Regions from separate parts of the Homo sapiens genome. Here region 2 is linked to region 1. A link is a loop called in an ENCODE intact Hi-C map of the cell type or tissue named here. Cell type or tissue: heart right ventricle. All regions are shown on one strand. Links, peaks and the distances in the headings refer to the core of each region. The heading gives the core; the rest is flanking DNA.

The links. A loop is a pair of places that touch in the nucleus more often than their neighbours do. Peaks named below come from ENCODE experiments on the same cell type or tissue, not always from the same donor. Only the 100,000 strongest peaks of a DNase experiment are listed, where the experiment ranks them.
Region 2: it touches region 1 in a loop (2.7-fold over the local background); 16 of 110 quality-filtered maps call a loop at or near these places.

What each region holds. Positions count from the first base shown.
Region 1 is chr15:85,755,925-85,765,128 of GRCh38, reverse strand. KLHL25 (kelch like family member 25) reads left to right here. Exons shown (of 3, transcript NM_022480.4): 3 at 4,118-5,803. It overlaps LINC02883 (long intergenic non-protein coding RNA 2883), which reads left to right and starts at 6,404. Exons shown (of 6, transcript NR_120366.1): 1 at 6,404-6,618; 2 at 6,781-6,878; 3 at 7,140-7,245; 4 at 9,173-9,204. RefSeq lists enhancers at 275-1,007, 1,008-1,741, 2,476-3,209, 4,026-4,527. In heart right ventricle, for the core only: a CTCF peak has its summit at 4,556; DNase peaks (open chromatin) are centred at 2,188 and 5,600; H3K27ac peaks cover 1,820 bases.
Region 2 is chr15:85,820,874-85,830,077 of GRCh38, reverse strand. It overlaps MIR548AP (microRNA 548ap), which reads right to left and starts at 4,443; the gene lies at 4,348-4,443. It also overlaps the pseudogene RNU6-231P. In heart right ventricle, for the core only: no CTCF peak of the experiment used is centred there; no DNase peak of the experiment used is centred there; H3K27me3 peaks cover 276 bases.

The DNA.
Region 1 (9,204 bases), core at 823-8,822:
ATGCTGCTGGCCTCAGGCAGCTGAGACCATCTCTGGTCTGAGCCTCCAGACCAGAGGCTGCCCCCTGCCTACCCTCCAGGTCAGAGGCTCCCTCCCACCTGGCCCTGCCCTGTCAACTGGACCTGGTGAACCATGTACTCTCCCAGGAATTGCTCTGATCCCAGGGACCCTGGAAGGAGAGCATGCATGGTGTCTTGGTTGTGACTTTTTGGCTGCTTCACCCTGGACTGGCTACTTGATTCCCCTGAGGCTCAGCTTCCCCATCTGGACAACGGGAGTGGAAATTGTATTACTCATAGCACTAGAATAGAGATCAAGTGATTGCCAGTTTCAGAAGCAGCTTAAAAGGGGTAGCGATGGAGGACAGGGAGATGCTGATGCTGATGGTTTTGGGGTGCTGTGGGCTGCAAGGGCCTCTAGATGTCTCTGCTTAGCCCCTCCCTCTGAAAGGCCTGTCCACCCATGACTGCTGTTCCTCAGCAGGCACTTGCCCTGTGCCCACTGGAGTCCTCCTCAGTCTGTAATGGGATTGCTGTCATCAGCTCCATTTAGGGATGAGGAAGCGGACACACAAGACTGAGCCAGTCCCAGATCTGATGGGGAAGCTACTTCCAGACCCTGTCATCCCAGAGCCATGTCCCCAAGGCGTTCTGGGCTGTGTGCTTCCTTGGCTGCTGCGCTGAGTCCGGGTTGCTCTTAAGCTTCTGCCACTGCCTTGCGTTCCAGCTGCTTCCTTCTCATGGGCCTGGTGGCCATCCAGAGACCCTCCGCGCAGCCCCTCCTCAGCCTGAGGCCACCCCAATCCCGTGGCTTCTGTCCCCTCACTATGACCCTGGGTTGTTCCCATGCTCTGCAAAGCTCCTCCTGTCCAGCTTCTGCCTGGACAGCTCAGTGTCCGAGTTCTCTTCAAAGGCAGGGAGTGAGCTGGGCTCTCCATAGAAGGGCCTGCAGCCCAGAAGCCGCTGCCCGGGCATGCCTGGCCTTCCCTGGGTCACCAGGAAATGGAGCCACAGTGGCTGCAAGCAGAGCTCTCGCTGCTCAGGCGGCCACTGCGGAGCTGTCAGGGCTGAGCCAGAGGAGAGCCCCCAACTCAGGCAGCCGCAGACCGGGGCCAGGAAGGGTGGAAACAAAGCACTCCTGCCACCTCCCCCGCGGTGGGTGCCCCTGGTGACCATGGCACTTCCCACTGAGCTTGGCTGCCTGCAGCCCCAACCAGCGCATCGTCGTCTGCCACCTAGAATGTCGTCTGGCAGTGCCTGGGCCCGAGATGGCTTCTGTGACCACCCCGCTCCCTACGTTTCCCTCCCTGACGCTACTCTCCCAGGCAGCAGTGGGGATCAGGCCAAGGATGCTGGTGAGAAGTCCAGCTCTCGCTAGTCCCCACGAGCATGGCTGAGTCTCCTGCCTCCAGCTGGGCCCAACTGCCCCTGTCCCTGGAGGCCCCTTTCCATCCATCCTGTAAGACTCTGACGTTAGCTTCAGAAGCCACCAGGAGGTCCCCTGCACACTGTGGCCTCTGCACCCCAGATCATGGCCCCTGTTTGTCCACAAGCATTTTTTTTCCCCTGTTCTGGCCACCTGTTGGAGCTCTTCATAGGTGTGAGCGTCTGCATCGAGTTCCCTGTCATTCTCCAGAGCTGTTTGTCGTAGGTCCTGCTGTTGGAGGGCGCCCACTAGGACTCTGAGAGGTGAGACAGTTGGCATCACATGAATGGTGAGTCAGGGCTGGAGCAGGACTTGAGCCCTGAGTGTGCCGCCTGCCTGCAGGCGCCTCTGGGGAGCTGGCCACGGGCATCCTCACGTCTGCGCCCCTGGCACAGAGCACAGGCTTGGCCAGCAGCCGTCCAGAAGCGGCGGGGAATTGCTGAGCTGGAACCTGAGCGACCTCCAGGGCAGCCCCTTGCTCCAGTGTTGCGGTTGGATCCACAGCCTAGGGGATAGCAGCCAGCGGCTGCAGGAGGCCCCCGCTTACCCACTAAGGGTGATCTTGCTGTGAACATTCTCTCCTTCTCTCTCTTTCTCTCCCACTGGGCACCCCGTACTCCAGGCCCTTTAAGGCGCAGACTCCCAACCCTTCTTTCCCACCCGCCTCCAGCATGGGGGGGCTGCCGAATGCAAGGCAGGCATCCGGCTGCCGACAGCTTGTCTTCTCTTCAGGGTGTTGCTGGGGCCTAGCCACTGGGGTGCAGGGCAGGGTTCCAGTCCTGGCTCTGGGAAAGGCCGAGCTCATTAATCCACTGTGGGCTCCGTCACTGCTGCAGGAGGGACAGTACAGTACATTCTCTCCTGTCTTAAAGAAGTTGCTACAGATGGGAAATCCCAGAGCACAGGCCTGAGGATTTCTGCCAGCCTTGAGGGTTGGGCCTGGCTAAGCAAGTGCCCAGGACGGAGTCCGTCCGTCCAGGCATCAGCAGTCATTCGTTCCTGTGCCAGGCTGGGGGATAGAGCAGCATCCCACCCTTGATGGGGCAGGCTGAGCCTAGTGGGGCAGGCCCTACACCAACAACCCACAGGATGCACGTTGGCCAAGACCTGCTGCACACAGGAAGTGCAGGGCGGCCGCTGACCCTTGTCCACTCTGCAAGCTGGAGGATTAGCCCATTTCACAGTTGAGGCCAGGCCCCAGGGAGCACCTGCCAAAAATTAAAGGGACCCAGCCTGAGAGGGAACAAAGGGACCCAGCCTGAGAGGGAACACAGGAGCCTGGCCCCGAGGCTCCCCAACCCCTGTGCCTCTAGCTGTCATCTGTATTCCTTTCAGCAACTCAGGGTGCCTTGGGGGACACCCCCAGGTAGGTAGCGTGGCTGTTTAGTTCCAGGTAGCAGTGAGGCCTTGCCCTGAAGGGACCACATGTCAGCATGTGGCGTGCTGGGATGGGGCCAAGACCGGGCAGCCAGGCCCCAGAGGTTCGGGTTTGCAGTCTTAGAGCATCTCAGGATGGTTAGGGCCCCTGTGACCCCAGCTTCTCACTTGTGAGGAGCTTGAAGGGATTTGGGGGCCTTCTCAGTCGCCGAACCCAGCCTCTGTATCTGGAAACAACTTGAGCACGTGGGGAGGGCAGAATTCCTGCAAAGCAGCCTTCAGAGAACAGACGGCCCAGCACTGTGTGGGATGGAGAGGTGTACCCCACTTAAAGGGGACAGCCGTGGAGCCTCAGTGCTGGCTTCAGTGTTTAATTGAAATGTAACTAAGGTTACTTAATACACACAAGCATACAACTAGAAAGCCCCTTATGTTCTTGTTCTTACACAACTAAAACTAACACGTACAGCTTAAATACAACCAAAGCCAAAAACCGCGGACAGCGTCACCATTAATCACTGCTTTGCTGAGGCTCCTTGCCTTATGGAGTGCATGAACACTCAGGGTTGCTAGAGTGCTCCGCCTGCCTGTGCCCGCCTGTGCGAGAGGGCTCACCTTTTCCTTTCAGGGCCTCGGAGTGGTATGTGAGAGGGAACTTACTCTATTAGGGGAATTGGCTCACTTGGTGATAGAGGCTGAGAAGTCCCATGATAGGCTGCAAGCTGCAGAACCAGGAGAGCTGGGGACAGACCTCAGCCCAAGGACAAAGAGCCAAGAGCCTGGGGTGGGGGTGGGGTGGTGGGCAGCAAGTCCCAGAGGCCAGAGAACCTGGAGCTCTGATGCCCGATGGCAGGAAAAGAGCAACCTAGCTCCAGAAGAAAGAAACCTGAGTCCCCATTTCCTTAGCTTTTTATTCCACCAGGGCCCCTGCCCATCTGATGGTGCTCACCTGCAACCACGGCTCTCACGCCGGTCACCTCTGGAAGCACAGACTCACTGGGGCGGCCTGGCCATTCGAATCAAGTACCAAGCCGCCTGGGTTTCCCTTCCAGCACTGAGAATACGTAATGTGTCCCCGGGCGTCTGGGTATCCCCGAATCCAATCAAGTTGACACCTGAGTCACCTGCCACTCAGTGGGGAAAGCAGGCCTGGGGTGCCTGAATCACCAGACTGCGCTGCCGGTGAATGGTGGATCTGGCGTTCTCACGCCCGAGCCTCATGGGCAGCTGTGTCATTGTCATTTTGTTCCAGATCAGGTCAGAACAGAACAATGTGGCCACTGATTGATTTTCTCTTCCTCTCCTCCCTCCACAGACCGCGGCCTTCAGTGTCACAGCGTGGCCTTGCTTGTCTGCCACAGCGGGAGCTAAGCCGGCCCTGGGCCAGCACTCCGAGAGGTGGAAGGGGCCCTGCCAGCTCTGGGGAGCAGCAGCCTTGGGCTGTTCTGAGCTTTAGGCAAGAGAAGAGAAGCATCTCTTGCATCCGTGCCCCTGGGGGCCTCTTCAGCTTTGCAGTGGTTTGTGGGAAGACATACCTCCCAGAGGGGCATGGACTGCCACCAGGACTGACCCTGGCGTCGGGGAGAAGGACACTTGCAGAGCCTTGAGATCACCTGTTTGGCAGGTCCTGGACTGGGGCCGGGCAGGCAGGGGCAGGGAGGCGCCCCGGGTGGGCTTTGGGGCTGCGGCACTGCCACACATCCTTTCCCTCCTGGCCTGCCCTGCTGGGGCTCTACTGCCATCTATAGATGGTGTCCTGGGCCTGGGAAACTAGGTTCCCAGGGGTTGAGACCAGAAAGGTGACCAAGACAGATTTTTTAAGGTGCAGAAACTGCAGGGGGGCCTCAGTGACATCCATGAGGCCTTATTAGCAAAGGACACCCAGACCTCCAAGGTTTGTGGGCCCCTTCCACAAAGCTGTAAGTCCCAGCCCACCTACTCAGGGCCTTGCTCAGTGCTGTGGCCCGGTGGGGACACAGTTGCTCGTGGCCACTCAGTGGAGCTGGGCCTGCAGCAGACTCAAGGCTCCGAGTGCCCTGGGGGTCACCCCTCCCCTCCCCTCCTCAGAGCCCACCCTGAGAGGCAGCAGTGACCCCCATGGCACACACCTGCCAACAGCACTGGGGGCTTCTCCCCAGGAGACCACGCTGCCCTCCAAGACCAGGAGCAGCTGTGAGCTGGAGACAGCAGAGGGACCCCAGGGTGTCCCCTGCAGATCCCACCAGGGCCGCATCCATCTCAGTGTGGAGGACAGTGACGGGACCCTCACCATCCTCTTGCGTTTTGGCCCCCATTTGCTCCCTGAGCTCCAAGATAAGAATGGCCCCGAGAGAACTGCTGAACATTTGTTCATTGCTGTCACCTCCTGAGTCACTGGGGTCCCTCACCAGCACCTCCCTGACACCTGGGCTATGGAGAGGTTGGCGCCTGTCAGTGACCATCCTAATGCCTCTCGCTCACTCCCAAGCCACCATTTGAGAGGGAGGGGTGTTGGTGCCCTGACAGGGACTGGGCAGGGTGTCCAAACTTGGGGCTTCCCAGGCACCTGCAGTGTGAACACTGCTTGGCTGGCTCAAGATTAGGGCCGCGGAGGGGGCTGTGCACATACCAGTTACTTAAGCAGCCACGAGTGTCCCCCATGCCTTGGTGCGGGTCCTGGAGGCCTCTTGGGGGTGGGACCTTTGGGCAGGGTTTGCCCACTGACACGCCCGCCATGGGGCACTGGCTGCATGGGGCTCCTTGGACCCTGTAGACCCAGCAGACCCCGCCTGTGTCAGGCCAGCTGCCCGAAGGCACTTGGCTGTGGTCCCAGGGGACGGCTCTGCTGGCACACTCAGGAGCCTGGCCGCGGGGACTGCAGGGAGGGTGCCTGGACCCGTGGGGTTGCTTCATTGAGATAAAGCACACTTATCACATAGCACAAAGGACGTGCCATGGTGCTTTCCCCAAAAGTTGTGTTGCTTTTATCAGTTTTCTAACTTAATAAAAAGAGTTGAGAAAATTCTTTGCCTGCCTTGTGTGCTGGGATCAGTCTTGGAGACATTGCTGGTGGCTGACTTTGGTCTTGTCCCACCAGCCAAGGCTCAAGGCCTGCCTGCTGGCATCTGCCCCTCTCATGAGCTGGGAAGGGGGAACCCACCCAGATGAGAGGTCTCCCCATTCCTGTGCCTCCTGAAGTTGCTTTAGAAGCCATGAAGTTGATTCCGTGGAGAGTCCTGATCCTGTCTGCCCCTCCTGAGAGTGATTCTCTCCTGGAAACTCTGGTAAATAGAAGTTGGGAATGTAATTCCATCCATTCGAAAAGGCAGAACCTCCAGTTGATGCTCCTTTGTCTGAAAATAACCCGAGCGCCATTCAGAGGGGCGAAATGGCTCCAGGAGGCAGCTTCACGGCCGCAGCGCCAGCTCACGGCACCGTTGCGCCCACTGGTTGCACCGTGGGCCCTGGGCTACCTGCCCTCCTTGTGCGTTTTCATAGTCACCATGAACCTCATGAGCTCAAGCGTATGCTCACGGGTAAACATCGTGTTCTGTGTTTTGTGATCTCACCTTCAGGCGCCCCTCAGACAGCGGGCAGCCCGAGAAGGTCATGCCGTGGCGCAGCCTGCGTGCAGGGTGGCTCTGCTGTGAACAGGAACCCGGAGGTGCCCCAGCACGGTGGCTCTCAGCAGTGGCTTCCGTGGTGCTCAGTGGTGTGCTGGCCCACAAAATCCAAATAGCGCCTTCACAGTGTAAGAAGTGCTTCTGATGCTGGCGTAGGGGCATGACGCCAGATTCCTTAGAAAATGGAATGATCTTGAGCGGGTGTGTCTCAGAGGTGAGTATGGTGCGTGTAGAAGAGCCAAGAGCACAGAGGGCCTCGTCCCTCCCCCTGCCCAGAGGTGCAGCCCTGGGAGGGGCATCCTGGGACTCTGCCTCGCACTGTCTGCTCCTGTAGCAGTGGTGGGGACCACAGGTGAACGCTACCACTTCCACACAGGCCTGAGCGCTTCACTCTGGGCATCCAAAGCCAGGAGTTGGCTCCAGCTAGAGTCCAGACAGCAGCAGAGGTGAAGTTCCCTGTCACACAGTCACAGGGTGAGTGTGAGCCAGCTGTGGCCCACAGGGCTCCAACTCTCTCCCCCTCTCTCCCTCTCTCTCCAACTCCCACCCCCTCTCTCCCTGCCCTGCCGTCTTCCATGCAAGGCAGCGGTTTCCTGGTCCACCCTGGCCTTCGCAGCCCCGGCCATCCCATCTGCATTCCAGCCAGTGGAAAGGGGAGGAGAGAAAGTGATGGGCAAGCCTGTTTTAAGGGCATGTCCCAGAAGTTGCACCATAACTTCTCCATTTTCCCAACAGCTAGAACTCAGTCACATCCACGCCTGACTGCGAGCGGGACTGGAAAGTGCCCCGAGGAAACTCCAGGACTCCAACGCCAAGTAAAGGGAGCGTAGATATTAGACAGGTAGCAGCCTCTTCCTCTACATGCTGGGTCAGGGGTTGGAAGGAACCTGGGCACACCGCCCTGCCTCCCGCTTCTCTGGGAGCATGCAGAGCCGTCATCTGCCAAGATCCTGGCTCTTGTCAAACCCTTCTTGTCAAGCAGTTGTCAAGCCCACTGGCCAGTGCTTTGCATAACTACCTCCTTTAACCCTCACAGTGACCCCCGGAGGTAGACATTCTTGTCCTCTTCTTGCTGATGAAGAAATGGGTCCACAGGTCACAGTAACTTGCCCAATGTCTCATGCTGGAAAGAGGAGGAGGAGGAGGAGGAAAAAACACGGTTGCAACTGACAGAATGTGGATTTGGAGCTAGGCCCACCTGAGTTTGGGTTCAAGCTCTCACGTGTGGCTCTCATGTATGTGCAAGCTTGGTTAAACCACTTGATTCTCTGATACAGACTTAATGATAGTAGGGTTAAAAGTTGAGGTCAAATTCTATAAAGCACTAAACACCAGGACCAATGCCCAGATAGCCCTTTACAGGGGGAGAATGGCCGCCACATTACAGCAGTGGAACTGGGATTTGAAACCAAGCCATATGCTACATTGTGGGGGCTGGGGGCTGGGAGCAGTGTTGCTTCCAGTCATTGCCCAGCAGGCCTAGCTCCATGTTCCTTGGCCTCCCAGGGGTCAGACTGAGTCTGGGATGGGGCTTGGGGAAGGGAGAAGGCGCCTTCCCCATCAGTGATGGGGCAAGGTCTCCCTGGAAACCTCGGTCCCAAGATGGCCAGTGGAGCTTTCCTGGGTTGTGCCTGATGCAGGAAAGAAAACGGGCCATCTTGGAGGCTTTGGCATCCTGAGAGCCTGCCTGGGGGGACTGTCAAGTTGCCAAGGGCAAGGAGAGGGTAGCCAACTGCCTCCTCCACCTGGCTGCTCAGCCAGGTCTCCCTGCCTTCAAAGGACATTTCTTTGGTCAGGAATTGACAAGAATGAGCCCAGAGTCATCCACCCCAAGGGTGTGTGGCAACCATCCCTTGCTCAACACCGAAGGCTGTAGAATCATAGTGGGGAAAGAAGCAACTTCTTCAGAAGCAGTTGTCTAATGAGCACAGCTTGGAAAGAGCCTTGGTTCTTCTGGATCATCACTGGGGGGATATTTCGCAGAGCAAGAAACTTGCATGCCCCGTCCATCATGTCCCAGCCCCGGCCCCAGGCCCAGCCCCGATGGATCTGCCCGGCCTCTCTCCTTCAGGAGGTGGGAATGGTCTCTTCCAACTTGAAGAGGCCATGAAGGTGATCGGCCCCCCAGCTGCTCTTCTTCCCTCAGGCCCAACCCTACCTGACCTGCAGCTTGGCCCGCCCATGGCACCTGCAGAGGTTCAGGCCCTGCCCAGGGAGCCAGGGTGATTTGGGTGAATTTCCCAGAACGGGCACAGTATTGTCCTGCATCTTCCCTTGCCTTGTTGGGCTTTGGGATGTGGCTCTGCCTCATTAAAGGTCAAGGAAAAGCCTAGAATAGGCCGGAGGCTTCTTAACTTGGGATTTGGGATCAAATTCAGGGGGTCCATGCACTTGGGTGGGAGAAGAATGACACCTTTGTTTTCACTAACCTCTGACTGAGGTTAGTGATCAAGTGATCCGCCCACCTCGGCCTCCCAAAGTGCTGGGATTACAGGTGAGAGCCACCTTGCCTAGCCCCAGTCACTGTTGAGGTCACCATTTTAAAGCTGAGGAAACATGCTCAGCATGGCAGCAGAAGCTCTGGCAGTTTCTGTGTGTCTGGCCCCAGCTGCCCAGGCCCCCTGAACCTGAGGGGCCTTGCTCTGGCCCTGGGGTTGGCCTGGGTTTGGCACCTGGCGCTCGGGCCCCTGAGGGCTTGCAGTAGGGGAGCAGTGGCTTTTTTGAGTTGAATTTAGTAGGGCTGGACTCCTTTCCTGTCCTTTCTGCAGGTAAAGGAGATGAGCAGCGTTGCTCTGGTACG
Region 2 (9,204 bases), core at 636-8,635, 65 kb before region 1:
GTCAGGCTGGTCTCAAACTCCTGACCTCAAGTGATCCGCCTGCCTCAGCCTCCCAAAGTGCTGGGATTACAGGCATCAGCCACCACTCCCAACCATGCCCACATCATTTGCTGCTGTGATGATGTCATGAGATGACAAACAGAAACATCTCCTTCCTCCTTCCTCAGTGGTGGTAACTCTCCAGGGTGGGGTGAGAGGACTAGGACAGACTCCCCACCGTCCCCACAAGTGACTGCCTCTGCCTCAGGCCAGATGACCCTGACTCAACCCTGCAAGTTGCAGGAAAGCTGAGCCTAGTCTCTCTCTCCAAGAACCTGGTCCCAAAGAGAAATAGTTCCTGCTGCCAGGGTTCCATGGCTTTCCACAGGTGACCTGTAAGGTCAACTATCTTGAGCCGATAGTATGAGCCGCCATACTATATGGTGGCTCATTTAGAGCCTGTAGCAGCTGGATGGAGACTGCCCACAAAGAACAGGTCAATTTGGTCCATCTTTGCCTTTAGTAGTTGCTTAACAGATGATTTTTGTGGACTTAAACCAACCACCCTGATCGGAACCACACCTTTGTTCCCTTTTCCTAGATGAAAAAAAATGGGATTCTTTGCTATGGCACCTACATGGAGGCCACCTGAGGGGCTCTGGCCAGGAATCCAGGTGTTGAGTCCTTCAGAGTTGTTACCTGGGAGCCACAACCATGAAGCATGTCTGTCCTTTTACAGGTCTCTTAAAACCACCTTCCAAACAGCCACTTCCAAAGTCATACAGCCATTAGGAGAGCTGACTGCACTGATTTTTACCCTTTGTGCTACTGATGTCAGAGGCACAGTAAGCAGATTAGAACAGGGGCGAGATGCTACCTTCTGGCACTTCCTGCCAAAATTTGCCTACAGCACATGGATGGCTGTTTAGAGGTAAGCTAAAAAATCTGGTGGAAAGTGCCTGGAGTCATTTGGGATTTTGAAAACATAAGTCGGCCATGTGTCACTGACACTGCTGGTTGCCTACTTAACATGCGTTTCTCACCCACCCTCCTTTCCTCTTTCGATTCAGAACAGCATCTGCCCTCCTGTGCTCAGCTTTGTGTTTCACAAGGGGTTGATCACAGCCCCAGCCCAAGGGCTGAATCCTCATAGGTCCAAGCCAATCATGGGTTCCCAAACCCTTTGTTGGTAATTGGTTTAGATAAGGGTATGTGACATTGTGACATAGATTTCTTTTTTCTTTTTTTTTTTTTTTTTTTTTGAGACGGAGTCTTGCTCTGTCGCCCAGGCTGGAGTGCAGTGGCACAATCTTGGCTCACTGCAACCTCTGCCTCCCAGGTTCAAGCAATTCTCCTGCCTCAGCCTCCCGAGTAGCTGAGATTACAGGTGCCCATCACCACACCCGCCTAATTTTTGTATTTTTAGTAGAGATGGGGTTTCACCATATCGATCAGGCTAGTCTTGAACTCCTGACCTCGTGATCCGCCCGCCTCGGCCTCCCAAAGTGCTGGCATTACAGGCATGAGCCACTGCACCCGGCCTAATTTTCTGTCATTATAAGCCACCCAGTTTGTGGTAATTTGTTACAGCAGCCCCAGGAAACAAAAATACCCTCTGTCTCCAGCCTCTACCCTCTTTGTTGTGTTGGCTTCTCTTTTTCTTCTGGCTATGGACCAACCCCTGTACTCCCTAAACCACAAAGCTGCCAACAGCTTGCATATTTGACACCTGTCAATCAAGCTTCCAGAAAGAAAAACAGTACCCTCTGTTTTCCAAATCCAGTTCTCCATGAAATAACTTTGATTGGCCTAGCTTGACTTGCAAGCTAAATTTGGTCCAATCAACTGTGCCCAGTGGCAGACTGGCATTGAACCAAGATGGCAACTCCTAAAGTAGCCATATGGATGGGAACAGAAGATACAGGGAAATTTCTAGAGTAACAAGTGTCCGCTCCAGTTATCTTTAAATAGTTACTCCATAAACACTGGCTTCCCTGGACCATGTTAATCTTTTATATTTTCAGGTATATCTATCGATAAACAGTGAGGCAAAGATAAAGAAAAAATATGGATCTTAAAAAGCCAGATATCTCAGCTGATCAGTGAAAGTCTTTGAAAAGGATGTAATGGACACCAGTACTCTTAGAAGTAATAATGGCATAATTTATAAAGTAAATAATTTGATTGTCCCTACTCCAGCTGTCTGCGTGGAAAAGTGAATTGAGGGAATCCAGCCCCGTGCAAAAGGGCTAACAGGAGCAGCCAAATAGGGCCAGGTGCGGCAGCTTACGCCTGTAATCCCAGCACTTTGGGAGGCTGAGATGGGCAAATTACTTGAGGTCAGGAGTTCTAGACCAGCCTAGCCAACATGGTGAAAACCCATCTCTACTAAAAATACAAAAATTAGCTGGGCATGGTGGTGGGTGCCTGTAATCCCAGCTACTCGGGAGGCTGAGGCAGGAGAATCTCTCAAACCCAGGAGGCAGAGGGTGCAGTGAGCCGAGATTGCACCACTGCACTCCAGCCTGGGTATCAAAATGAGACTCTGTCTCAAAAAAAAAAAAAAAAAAAAAAAACACTCTGATAAAGAGCTGAATAGATACAAATAAATAACCCAAATATACTCTTGTTTGTCTTAGAGACAGTAAGCTAAATCTGATCAGAAATGACTGAAGCAAGTCCAGAGATGCCGACAGATTAGTACTTCTACACAGGCAGTTCTTGTGTGCTGAGGGATGAGATACTTGCAGCAACTTTGTGGCCATTCTCTTAGACCACTGAGTAATAGGCTGTGCTGATAACGACTCATAAAACCTTCAGACACAAATTTTGTAATTGCACCATTATTACAAATTGTATTGTCTGACATTCCAGGTTTCTTGTAAATAACTGATGTAAAGCCTCAATCATTAAAGGGGAGGTTTGAGATAGGATCAAAACTATCTTAGTTCTTTTTGAAAACGTCTCTTGCAGTCAAATTATTCCCCAGGAACGTTTCTGTACTATCAGCATGTTTTAAAAAAAAATCTAGATCACTTCTTTTTTTGAGAAAGGGTCTTGCTCTGTCATCCAGGCTGGAATGCAGTAGCGCAAACATGACTCACTGCAGCTTTGACCTCCCTGGGCTCAGGTGATCCCCCCACTTCAGCCTCTTGAGTAGCTGGGACTACAAGTACACACCACCTCGCCCGGCTAATTTTTCTATTTTTTGTAGAGATGGAGTTTTGCCTTGTCCTGAGCTCAAGGAATCAACCACCTCATCCTCCCAAAGTGCTGGGATTACAGGTGTGAGCCACTGCACCTGGCCATAAGTTCCCTCAGGGGTTTTTCTCAAGTTGCCTACAATAATCATAAATACAGCCTTTTCAGTGGCAGACTTATTCTATGGTCCATGATGGTTTACTGAAAACATAGGTTCCTTCCTGTCAATAACTTTCCATTATACTGTTATAATATAGCCAAGATAATATGGTAAAAATATGTTGACATGATAAATTTTTCCAATAAAATGCATCCTTTGCATGCAGACAATTCATACTTATTAGTAAATAAATTTCACTCTTTGGGCAGTTTCTGTCTAGGTCACCCCTTCAATACCAAGTTTAAGGCACAAGCTGATCTAGCATCACACAGGCAATAAACAAAAAACTATATTGTATCTTCTCTTCAACAGAGAATGAGGTAAGGCTCCCAGGATCCGCATGTCCTGTAAAGCTGACAAGGAGCATGTAGTGTGAGGGCACTTAGTGGGCAGTAGTCATTGAGCTCTTCAAGGATTCCCCAAGAGAACACAGGAGTTGGGTTGGAAGGGAAGACTCCCACAATTCCTAAAACAGTGCTGTAGTTCAAGGATAGTTTTATTCTTAGAAGAGTCCCTAGAAAGTCAAATGATAGCTTGTCGGAAGGATTTAAGGAACTAATAATCCACATGAAGTGCTTAGCACAGCACCCGATGTGTGATAAGCATTCAGTATATGTTAGCTAGTCTTGTGATTTGAAGTGGCGGTAGGATTTCTTAACATCCATGATAACTGTTGGGGCTTCCATCTTGGTATCTGTGCAGCTGCATTCTGTGAGTGACAGTGTTCTTGGGTGGAAGCAGCTGGTACCTAATGGCCATCTGGCACTCTGTGGCCAAGCACAACTCCAGCCCTATAGGGTGGAGCGATTACATCAATAAATAGTGGCTGCATTCACAAAATCCATGGGCCCTGTCTGGGAAGCCAAAAACCTGCTTGACAGCCTGTGCTCTTGTTACAGTAGGTAGCTAGCCAGCCATGAGCAGGGCAGGAGAGGAACCCTCCCAACCACCAGGAATGTCAGGCAACCATCAGGTGATGGTAAAGCATTTGTTACACTGTCTCCCTAAATTAATCTTTAGGTCAGTAAAAAGTAATTGTGGTTTTTGTTATTGGTTTTAATGACAAAGACCGCAATTACTTTTGCACCAACCTAGGAATTGGTCACAGCTGGTGCCAGGGAAAGGCAGTCTCCTAGTAGAGAGAAACACCTGAAACTAGCAATCAGCAGCTTCCCAGTGAGATCTCTAGAGTTGGGTGAGTGGGCTCAAGTATGTACACTAAGGGGCAAAATGACGGAGTTTAACCAGTATATGACCTTCCTCCAGGAACACTGGTAAGGGGAGAATGCCTCAAGTGAGCATGCACACAACTCCAGTTAAATACACTGCACATGTGGCCCCTCCCAAGTGCTGGCAGGCCACTGTGCACCCAGACAGCCCATCCCAAGGAAGAATCAAGAAGAAGAGATGCAGAGCCCGGAAGCATGCCATTGTATAAAACCCCAAGTCAAAGGTCAAGCAGTGCACTTGACTCTCTCAAGTCTCCCGCTTGGCCCTCTTCCAAGTGTACTTTACTTCATTTCGTTCCTGCTGTAAAGCTTTTTAATAAACTTTCACTCCTGCTCTAAAACTTGCCTCTGTCTGTCACTCTGCCTTATGCCCTTTGGTTGAATTCTTTCTTCTGAGGAGGCAAGAATTGAGCTTGTTGCAAACCCATAATGATTTGCCACTGCTATCACTGTCCAGGGCCAAGGAATATCCCTTTCCAGTAGGTGATAACATGGCTCAGTAATGGCTGCCATTTACAAAAATGCAAAAGAGGCCTGGCGCGGTGGCTCACTCCTGTAATCCCAGCGCTTTGGGAGGCCGGGGCAGGTGGATCACCTGAGGTTGGGAGTTTGAGATCAGCCTGACCAACATGGAGAAATCCCGTCTCTACTAAAAATACAAAATTAGCCTGGCATGGTGGCACATGCCTGTAATCCCAACTGCTCAGGAGGCTGAGGCAGGAGAATCACTTTAACCCAGGAGGCAGGGGTTGTGGTGAGCCAAGATCGCGCCATTGCACTCCAGCCTGGGCAAAAAGAGCAAAACTCTGTCTCCAAAAAAAAAAAAAAAAAAAAAAAAGCAAAAGAAAATGAGTAGCTCTGGCAGCAAGGCTATGGCACTTCCTTTATTTTTCAGTATTTTTTAGTAGATTGAACAGATACTATGCCTGCTTGATTTCAAGTGCTATGGATCCCTGAATGGTAGTCATGGTAGCAGAAGTGAAAATAGGAAGTTCCACGATATATATATTTTTTAATTTCCCACTTCTATGTCTGATTTATCTTCATAAAACAGGACATTCTGATTTTGTTCTGGGTAGTCTTTCTCTGTTGACCTCATCATTGAAACACAGTGCTACCCCCTTGGACTCCTAGAAGAGAGGTTGTCATCAAAGCATTAGGAAGCTTTAGGAACCCCAGGAATTCTAGAAAGCATCTGAAGGTCAGCGATTGGACATCTGTTGATAAACTTGGGCGGAGTCAACTATTGCAAATAATTGCCCCCTCCCAGAAAATATTAGAGGGTGCTCACTAGCCCCAGGCATCTGCCATGGGTGCTGCCTTCTCACACAGTGTCTGTACATGTCCCCAGTTACACTAACATCTTTAAGCTCAAAGAATCCCAGCTCCTCCAGGGACTGCAGTGGGAACCTTGAATAGATGACCAACCTCCATCAGCCTGTTTCTTCATCTGCAAAGTGGTAAAATAGCTTTATTCCACACGGTTGTTTTAAGGTAGAAAAATACAATATATAATAATTATATATAATATAGTTTTTATTGTATAAAAATACAACATGCAATGTAAATAAGTATGTATAATATTATATATATAATAATATAATTGAGTATTTAGCACAGCACTAGCCAGATAATAAATGCCCAATAAGTATATGGAAGAAATAGAGAAGACAACTACCAGTGCAATTCTTTTTTTTTTTTTTTTTTTGGGACAGAGTCTCGCTCTGTCACCCAGGCTAGAGTGCAGTGGCGTGATCTCGGCTCACTGCAACCTCCACCTCCCAGGTTCAAGCGATTCTCCTGCCTCAGCCTCCCGAGTAGCTGAGATGACAGGCACACACCATCACGCCCGGCTAATTTTTGTATTTTTAGTAGAGACGGGATTTTGCCATGTTGGCCAGGCTGGTTTCAAACTCCTGACCTCCAGTGATCCACCCACCTCAACCTCCCAAAGTGCTGGGATTACAGGTGGGAGCCACCATGCCGGGCCTACCAATGCAATTCTTAAAAACTGCTGAGTATGTTTTACTGATCTAAGAACACTTCGTTACGCTAGGTCGAGGATTTATAATTTGAGGTTTATGGTGCCTTAGAGAAACTTACTTAAATTTTATGCGAAATGATATATTTATGGGCGTTTCTCTAGGGAGAAGGCGCAGAGTTTTCACCAGATTCTTAGATTCTCTGCTCTGGATAAGGTTAGGAACCACCATGGTTTCTATTTCTTAAGCCCACACCTCACTCCCATTAGGATGTCTCCTATCCAAAAAACAAAAAAAAAGGCCAGGTGCAGTGGCTCATGCCTGTAATCTCAGTACTTTGGAAGGCCAAGGCAGGTGGATCACCTGAGGTCAGGAGTTCGAGACCAGCCTGGCCAACATGGCAAGACCCCCATATCTACGAAAAATACAAAAATTAGCCAGGAGTGGTGGCTGGCACCTGTAATTCCAGCTACTCAGGGGGCTGAGGCAGGAGAATTGTTTCAACCTGGGAGGCGGAGGTTGCAGAGAGCCAAGATTGTGCCATGGCACTCCAGCCTGGACCACAAGAATGAAACTCCTTTTCAAAAAAAATAATAATAATAACAGAAAATAACAGAGATTGGAACATTATTGTATCAGGCTGCTCAGACTTTCATAATAAAAAAAAAGCTCCAGACTGCAGGTCAGGCATGGTGGCTCATGCCTGTAATCTCAGAGCTTTGGGAGGCCAAGGCAGGCTGATTATTTGAGCCCAGGAGTTCTAGACCAGCCTGGGCACCATAGTAAAATCCTGTCTCTATGAAAAATACAAAAAATTAGCTGGGCATAGCGGTGCGCGCCTATAGTCCCAGCTACTCAGGAGGCTGAAATGGAAGGATAGTGGAGTCCAGGAGGTAAATGTTGCAGTGAACTGAGATTGCACCACTGCACTCCAGCCTGAACAATTGAGCGAGAGCCTGTCAAAAAAAAAAAAAGAAAAAACCAAAAACCTCCAGACTGGGTAGCTTAAACAACACAAATACATTTTCTCACAGTTCTGGAGGCTAGATGTCCAAGATCAAGTTTCTGGCTGATTCGGTATCTGGTCAGCTGATTCAGTATCTCCTCCTGGCTCGCAAATGGCTGCCTCTTGCTCTGTCCCTACAAAGCCTTAGTGCCTTCGCATGGAGAGAAAAGGGCTAGCTCTTTGGTGCTCTTCTTTTATTATTATTATTATTATTATTATTATTATTATTATTTTTTGAGACAGAGCCTCGCTGTCTCCCAGACTGGAATGCAGTAGTAGTGTGATCTCAGCTCATATCAACCTCTGCCCCCACGGGTTCAAGCGATTCTCCTGCCTCAGCCTCCCAAAGATCACAGGCATGAGCCATGGCTCCTGGACCCCATGCTTTTACAAATGAGGAAACTGAGTCGTAGAGAGGGTTAAGGAACTTCCTGAATAGAAATAAAAAGTAGGAATGGGAATCAAACCTAGGCATTTGGGATCCAGTGTGGTGGCACGCACGTGCCAGTAATCCCAACTACTGGGGAGGCTGAGGCATGTTTCCACGACAACAGGCTATCTCACAAAAATGTAAGTGTCTCATGAGTCTCTAAGTCATCTCGGTTTAGGGACCAAGCCAATTGTCTCTGTAATGCTTCAGTTTTAATATATGCACTGTCAAAGTGAGCATGTATAAAAATGTACATTGTCAGCTATGATAATTAAATCCTTGACTCATCTGAACACTCCGCTATAACAGCAAGCATCACGTCATTTTGTAACTGTCTCTTAGCTGGTCCACCTCCTCTACCTCCTCCACTAAACCGCGCATTCCCTGACAACAGGGTTGACTTGTTCCCGTCTTAACCCCTTGTCTGATACAAGGTATTATGACCCTGGATATATACAAGTTAGATCATTTTGCAAGTGAGACTTGTACCATTTATAAGGACAAATACTCATTTTATATTTTAGTCTTACAAGGAAAAAGGCATCTGAGAAAATGTAGGGCATATGCAAGGGCCCCCACAAATTGAGCATAACACAATTCTGCAGATGTCTTGCTTTGTTATTGTTGTTTGGGGTTGTGTTTTTTGTTTTTATTTTTTGCTTGATAATAAGATTAAAGCCTCATATATATGTCAGAAAGTAGGGTGGCTGAATCTAATATCTTAGCATGTCCCATATTTTAAGCATAGTAGCTGCTCTATTTTCCAAATTAACTTGTTGATCATTTAAGTATCAAGAAGCCATGTGGTCCAGTCAGAGAAACATGCATCTCACAACTAAAAGTTGTGACTTTTAGTCACAGGCAACTTCAGGCCAGGCGCAGGGGCTCACACCTATAATATCAGCACTTTGGGAGGCCAAGGCAGGCAGATCACTGGAGGCCCAGAGTTCGAGACCAGCCTGGCCAAGACAGGGAAACCCCAGCTCTACCAAAAATACAAAAATTAGCTGGGAGTGGTGGCGCACGCCTATAAGTCCCAGCTACTGGGGAGGCTGAGGCAGGAGATTCGCTTGAACCTGAGAGGCAGAGGTTGCAGTGAGCCGAGATCGTGCCACTGCACTCCAGCCTGGGCAAAAAGAAGAAGAAAAGCAAGGGAAGGAAAAGAAAAGAAAAAACAGAAAAAAAGAAAAGAAAAGAAAAAGCAACTTCAAAATAAT